Regions from separate parts of the Homo sapiens genome. Here region 2 is linked to region 1. The links are chromatin contacts, found by Hi-C or POLR2A ChIA-PET in ENCODE. All regions are on one chromosome and are shown on one strand. The core of a region is the stretch at or near the end of the contact, and the rest is flanking DNA. Distances in the headings are between cores, read along the strand shown.

Evidence for each region. A loop is a pair of places that touch in the nucleus more often than their neighbours do. ChIA-PET counts read pairs that join two places held with the same protein, here RNA polymerase II (POLR2A). Pooled maps may share reads with other maps.
Region 2: a map of psoas muscle shows a loop between it and region 1 (2.1-fold over the local background). The contact joins two enhancer-like sites. A Hi-C loop is called at or near these places in 19 of 168 maps with a recorded cell type or tissue (A673, CD4-positive, alpha-beta T cell, CD4-positive, alpha-beta memory T cell and 15 more), 33 of 37 single-sample maps with no recorded cell type and 34 of 50 pooled maps. POLR2A ChIA-PET finds 5 or more read pairs at or near these places in 2 of 52 experiments (activated naive CD4-positive, alpha-beta T cell and naive thymus-derived CD8-positive, alpha-beta T cell).

Annotation. Positions count from the first base shown.
Region 1 is chr4:152,397,884-152,401,241 of GRCh38, forward strand. All of the region lies in intron 4 of FBXW7 (F-box and WD repeat domain containing 7), which reads right to left. Among named protein-coding and RNA genes, the nearest start is that of FBXW7-AS1, 62 kb to the left of the region's middle. Within about 2 kb of position 1,513, at least 2 of the 41 ENCODE cell types and tissues checked have a DNase peak (open chromatin) inside an H3K27ac peak, as active enhancers do.
Region 2 is chr4:152,641,843-152,645,200 of GRCh38, forward strand. TMEM154 (transmembrane protein 154) reads right to left here. Exons shown (of 7, transcript NM_152680.3): 4 at 2,573-2,600; 5 at 1,246-1,331. Among named protein-coding and RNA genes, the nearest start is that of TMEM154, 36 kb to the right of the region's middle. RefSeq lists enhancers at 1,372-1,441, 2,587-2,646. Within about 2 kb of position 1,634, at least 6 of the 41 ENCODE cell types and tissues checked have a DNase peak (open chromatin) inside an H3K27ac peak, as active enhancers do.

The sequences.
Region 1 (3,358 bases), core at 263-2,762:
GTACCAGAGCAAATAACAATGAGAGGCCTATTCTTTTTACACGTATATGTTCAGATACTTGAGAAATTTTCTAAAAGCATACTTATACTTCCAAAGCATAGTAAGTCTGCACATACATTTATCCCAAGATACACTCTTTATCTCTTTTTGTTGTTACTAAGTAGCAAAATGCTAGCTGCTTGTTAAAAAAAAAGCAAAAACAAAAACCCTAGGTATCCCACATATTATCTGACAGTGCACATAATTACTGTTGAGTGTATACTCCAAATTCTGAGCAAGACATACTATACTAAAACACAAAGTAGGAGAGAAAGACAAGCACATATTAAATATATTTAAATATATGGAAAGCCGCTCTATCTATAAGGTGCTATATGGCCCTCTAGTGTTCAGTGAAGAAACAGATAAATTCTTAAGGAATTGTGTGCTTTTGATATGATGTTTCACAGTAAAAAAAAAAATAATACTTTATAAAATTTTCTATGTATGCTAAACATACTAATATATGATTTTTACAAAAACCTAAATATTTTATATCTTTTGTGATTTTACATCTTTGTGCTTTCTTTTGAATTACTATCCATATTAGAATATCCAGTGAAAGAATTCTGAAATGTTCTTAAAATTTTTCCCACAAATAATTGTAATGCTAAATGAAAAAAAATAGCATTTTAAGAACTAGACAATACTGAATCTAAGGCAAATTTCAAAGAAAAAACAAAAGAATGGGGTCGTGTCTACGAACTAAGTATTTAAACATACCTAATCACAATTCCCTAACCATATTTTCTTTTCTCTGTATTCTACTTCTGATCCATCCAACTTGATTCTTTTTATCATATTAATTTATAGAAAATAGAGATTAATTAAATACACAAAATTATGTCTCTCAGAAGAGAGGCCAAAGATAGAATTGAGATTTCAGGACAAGAGTCAAAGTAAAAGTAGACCCACAAGCAGAAAAGAATCTCACTAATAAGATTGATAAAATTGTAACCACTGGCCAAATGTTTGAAAAATTGATAATACTGTTTAAAGTTGGTGAAATAATAATTTCAAAAGGAACTTACATTTGTTATTATGTTTAAAATATATATATCTTACATTTACTGTTTATATATTGGGGTTTTGTCAGGACAGAGGTGGGAACTGAAATATAAGCAAGATACAAAATTTATCCCCAGCTTTTTCACTCACTTACTAGCGTTAAGCAATTAACATTTTCAAGCTAAACCTTTAGAAGCTACAGGAGGACTCTGTGAAGATTCTATACTTGGCACCAACATCAATCCTTCAAATGTCAAGGAAAGGTAAATTGCCTATGGCATGGAAATTCTGCAAACAACCTTCAAAGTACCACAGAGTCATCTACTAAACCATTAAGAAATAGGATAGAAGGACTCTTAGCAAACTAGGAATAGAGGGGAGGAACTTTCTCAACTTGATAAAGACTACCTATAAAAAGCCTACAGCTAACATCACACTTAAGGATGGAAACTCAAAGCTGTCCTACTAAGATCAGACACAAGGCAAGAATGTCCTCTTTAACCACTGCTTTTCAACATCATAGGGGAAGTCCTAGTTAAAGCACAAAGACAAGAAAAGGAAGTAAAAGATAAAGAGATTAAGAAAGAGGAAATAACACTGTCTTTTTTGGCACATGACATGACCCTCTACATAGAAAATCCTAAAAAATTGACCAAAAAAAAGCAATTATAGCAAGGTTGCAAGATATAAGATTAATATATAATAAGTCAATTATTTTCCTACACACCAGCAATGAAAAAGTGAAATCTGAAATGACAAATACAGTATCATTTACATTAGCAGCCCCCTGAAATAAAATATTTAGGGATGAATCTAATAAAATATGTATAAGATCTACATAATGAAAACTATAAAACTCTGATAAAAAATCAAAGAAGAACTAAATAAATGGAGATATATTCCATGTTCTTGCACAGGAAGACTCAATACTGTCAAGATGTCAGTCCTTGCCAATCTCATCTATAGTTTCAAAGCAATACCAATCAAAATCCCAGCAAGTAACAGATATCAACGAACTGATTCTAAAACTTATATGGAGAGGCAAAAGACCCAGAATAGCCAAAACGATACTGAAGGAGAGGAATGAAGCTGGGAGATAGACACTCTCCAACTTCAAGGCTTACTATAAAGCTACAGTAACCAAGACAGTGTGGTATTGGTGAAAGAATTAAAAGTAGATGAATGGAACAGAATAGAGAGACCAGAATATGGTACAGTGATCTTTGACAATGGAACAAAGGCAGTACAATGTAGAAAAGCTAGTCTTTTCCGCAAATGGTGCTGAACCACCGAACATCCACATGCAAATAAATGAATCTAAACAAAGGCCTTACAACCTTCACAAAATTAACTCAAAATGGATCATAGACATAAATGTAAAGTGCAGAACTATAAAACTCTTAGAAGATAACATAAGAGAAAACCTAAATGGCCTTGGGTATAGACATGACTTTTTGCTGGGGTAGAGTGGTATGATCTTGGCTCACCACATCCTTGATGTCCCAGGCTCAAGCAATCCTCCAACCTCAGCCTCTCGGGTTGCTAAGATCACAGGAACGCACCACCATGCCTGGCTAATTTTGTGCATTTTTTTTTTTTAAGGAGGAGGTCTCAGTATGTTGCCCAGGCTGGTCTCAAACTCCTGGGCTCAAGCGATCCTCCCACCTCAGCCTGCCAAAGTGCTGGGATTATAGGTGTGAGCCATGGCACCCAGCCGGAAATGACATTTTAGATACAACAATACAATACTAACAGCATGATACATGAAAGAAATAATTCATAAGCTGGACTCTACTAAAATAGGAATGTCAGCTCTCTGAAAGACACTGTCAGGAAAATAAGAACATAAGCCACAGACTGGAAGAAAGTATTTGCAAAATGCACATGGGATAAACGATTGTTATCCAAAATATACAACAGTAACAGAACAACCTGACTAAAACATGGACAAAAGATCTGGACAGACACCTCACCAAAGGAGATTTACAGATGGGAAGTAAGCACAGGAAAAGATGGTCAACATCATATATCACTAGGGAACTTCAAATGGTAACAAAGAGATACCATACACACCTATCAGAATGGTCAAAATCCAGAACACTGACAACACTATATGCCACTGAAGATGTGGAGCCACAGGAACTCTCATTCACTGTTGGTGGGAATGCAAAAGTATATAGACACTTTGGAAGCCATTTGGCAGTTTCTTACAAAATTAATCATACTGTTAACTTGCAATCCTGGAATCACACTCCTTGGCATTTACGCAAAGGAGTTAAAAACTTAGTCCATGCAAAATCCTGCACACAGA
Region 2 (3,358 bases), core at 384-2,883, 240 kb after region 1:
AGTTAGCTGAGTGGCTCTTTTTTGAAATCACACCTTGATAAGCCTCTGGTAGCAATAATTCTTTTTTTTTTTTTTTTTTTTTTTTTTTTTTTTTTGTTGAGATGGAGTCTCGCTCTGTCACCCAGGCTGGAGTGCAGTGGCACAATCTCGGCTCACTGCAACCTCCGCCTCCTGGGTTCAAGCTATTCTCCTGCCTCAGCCTCCCTAGTAGCTGGGAGTACAGACATGTGCCACACCCAGCTAATTTTGTATTTTCAGTAGAGATGGTGTTTCACCATGTTGGCCAGGCTGGTTTCGAACTCCTGACCTCAGGTTATCCACCCGCCTCGGCCTCCAAAAGTGCTGGGATTATAGGCGTGAGCCACCGTGCCTGGCCTGGTAGTAATAGTTCTTATAACCAGTCTCTGAATTTTCTAACTCTACTGTAGAGTGTTGAATTTGACAGACCCTAGGGTATTTTTTTAAGATAAATGGTAAAAAATACAAATGACATGATAATGCTGGGTTTTATTCATTTAATCTAAGTAGTAAAAATAATTAATTTTTAAAGGGAATTTGAAAAAGAAAAAGCAGCTGTCATCATTTTAAAGTCCCATTATTGATTTACTAAAAAGTAAGGAACATATACTTCCATTACTGCCAGATATCAATTGGAAATTGTTATATGGGGTATGTATATCACCATCTACATGAGCAATGTCCAATAGAGCATTCTAAAGTGATAGAAATATTCTACATTACACTGTCCACTTAGTAGCCATTGGCTACTAAACACTCAATATTTTTTAATTTTAATTTTAATTAATTTAAATTTAAATAGCCACATTTGGTGATTATCTATTACGTTGAACAGCACAGATCTATGGATACTACATTTGATAAAGTTTTATATCCATAGTCAGTTTAAAATTGTAGATCTTTAAATTCTGTAATGTATAAGGTAATGCCAGATGCTAACTTTTTCCAGATCATTTGGCCTCAGAGATTTCCTTTCTTGAATAAAATACCATTTTCTGCTTCAAAAAGACCATTTCAACAACTTGTACAGAAATAAAAACAAGTGGCAACAATTAAGCTGAATATTTAAGTATTGTCAGACCAGGTTTATTATCTGCATGTACCAGATCTAATGTGGGATTGGGTTCTTCTGTCTCACTCCAGGATTTATTGAGATATTTATAAAGCTGTTGCAGCCTTCTGTTACTAGAGAGGAAAGAAAAAAAACAACTTTAGGTTACCACATACCATTTCTATTCATGCTGTTCATCCATTTATCAAGCTCTTCCATTTCAATTTCCATAACAGAGGGTGTATCTTCCTCAAAAATAGGGCTAGAAATAGAGAGCAAAAGACTTGTTAGAAAGAAATGTGAAAGATGCCTAATTTCATTTGGAAAGAGACTAGAATGCTGATCCTGAGGAAGATGAACTTGATTCAGTGCCTTATGCTCTAGGGAAGCCTGGGGGCTTGCCCTATTCCAAACTACCAAACTTTAATAGGAAGAAAGGCTACCACACAAACAAACATACATTTATCACAGGTCCAAAAGTGGGGTGCCCACAGGCCCAACAAGTGGACAAAAAAGGGAACCCAGGAGGCTGACTGCTCCCCTGAAGGTGCAAAGTCAAGTCTGCAAGGCTCCCAGGGTGAGGCCCTTCCGGGGAGTTGCCATATGAAGCATTTTAGCCTTGCTTAATTTCACTTCCTGTTCCTTGGGGTTTTTTGATCAGTGCCCCAGGTCAAGAGGCCACTGTCAACAGGCTACAGTTATCACCTGTCCCTTCAATTCCCAGGCCTTTCTCTCTTGGAGAAATGGAGCAGTTGCTTTCAGAAATTCACCGCCCTCACTTGCAGAAGCTCAAAGTGCACAGTCAGGGGACAGAGTCCGTGGTTAGTGGAGATGGGGTTGGGGAAGGATGGACCACCAGCTCTGAAAGCAGCGTAGGCGGTACACTGCGTAGAGGAAGCGATAAAGTTTCTAAACCAGGAGGCTGCTTGGAAGATGGGGAGGATATGGCATCACCCCAGAACATGCTTCTGAGTGGAGGCTTGTTTTTCTCTCTCCCACCCCTCCTTCCCTCCCTCCTCTCCCTTCCTCCTGCTCCTCCCACTCTTCCCTTCTCCTCCTCTCTCTCTCCCATCCCTGGGGGTTCTTGCTGTGTGAACTTCTGCTTCGACCAGGGCTCCCTGCTAAATACCAGCTCAAGTATCTTTCCTGGTGATAAAATTTCTAATCAGAGTAAATGAACCAATGTCCTTGAAATACAGCTAGGGATAGAATATTTAACTGCTATGCACTTGAAATTGGTAGCAGTCAGGATTCTTTTCTGAATGTAGGACAATGAAATAAAACAGATGCCAAGCTGTCTTTGCCCAGATCACACTCACACGCTGGATAGGGTTTGGGGATGCCAGCACATCCTCCCTCAGGCTGCCAAGGATCTCCAACCCCGCCTGGGAAGCAGGAGAGTCCCGCAAGATGTCAGAACAAAAACACCTGAAAAGGCAGCTGTCCACCTTAACAGTTGCTGTTCACACCCCAGGTGGATCAGAAGCAGCAGGGAAAACTTACACTTTCACGTTTTCACTTCCCAGTTCATCTAAAAGGAAATGAACATAAAGGTCATGTTAGCTTTGTTCTTCTGTAACAACTTTTAATTTCAACAACAGCTGAAGTCTCCTTTACAAAGAGAGCAAAATGACATTAAGTAACATTTTTAAAGGAGCGATCATTAACTTAGAGTCAAAGAAGTGTGGATTGCCATATTAAAACGAGGTCCTAATCCGTGTGAAATCTGCTTTCTTTTAGATGTGGATGGTCTGCTGAGAACGCTCACTTCAGACCAGATGTTCATCCGTCTTTATTTTTTACATCCACAAGAAGAGGAAAACATTGGTAAGGAAAGGCAAGGGAGGGTGAAACAAGAGGGCTTGCTCCTTGGCCTCCTTCAGTAAAATGTCCCAGATCTAAAGGCTGCTGCTTCATCTCCTGTGATACACCATGCTGAACACTGTGACACTGTGCCTCACTCCTGGTGGAGGATGTGGGATCTTCCATCAAGGGCTCCCCTTGGAATTTTCCTTTTACCCCTGCTCTTGGCATGGCTGGATCCCTCACAACTTCAGGGTCCCAGCTTAAATACTCTTTCCTCGGGGAGGCCTTCCCCACCTACTCTATTTAAAGAAGGGCCCATCTTTCCTGTTGCTCCCCAGCTCAGCACCTTGCTTGCATCTTTCATAATATTGGCCACAATTTCTCATTGGTCAACCCGTCTGTTTGATTTTTTTTTTTCTGTCTGTCTCTCTCACTAGACAAAGTACAAAGGGGCAGGGATCGTGTCTGTCTTATTTATCGTGG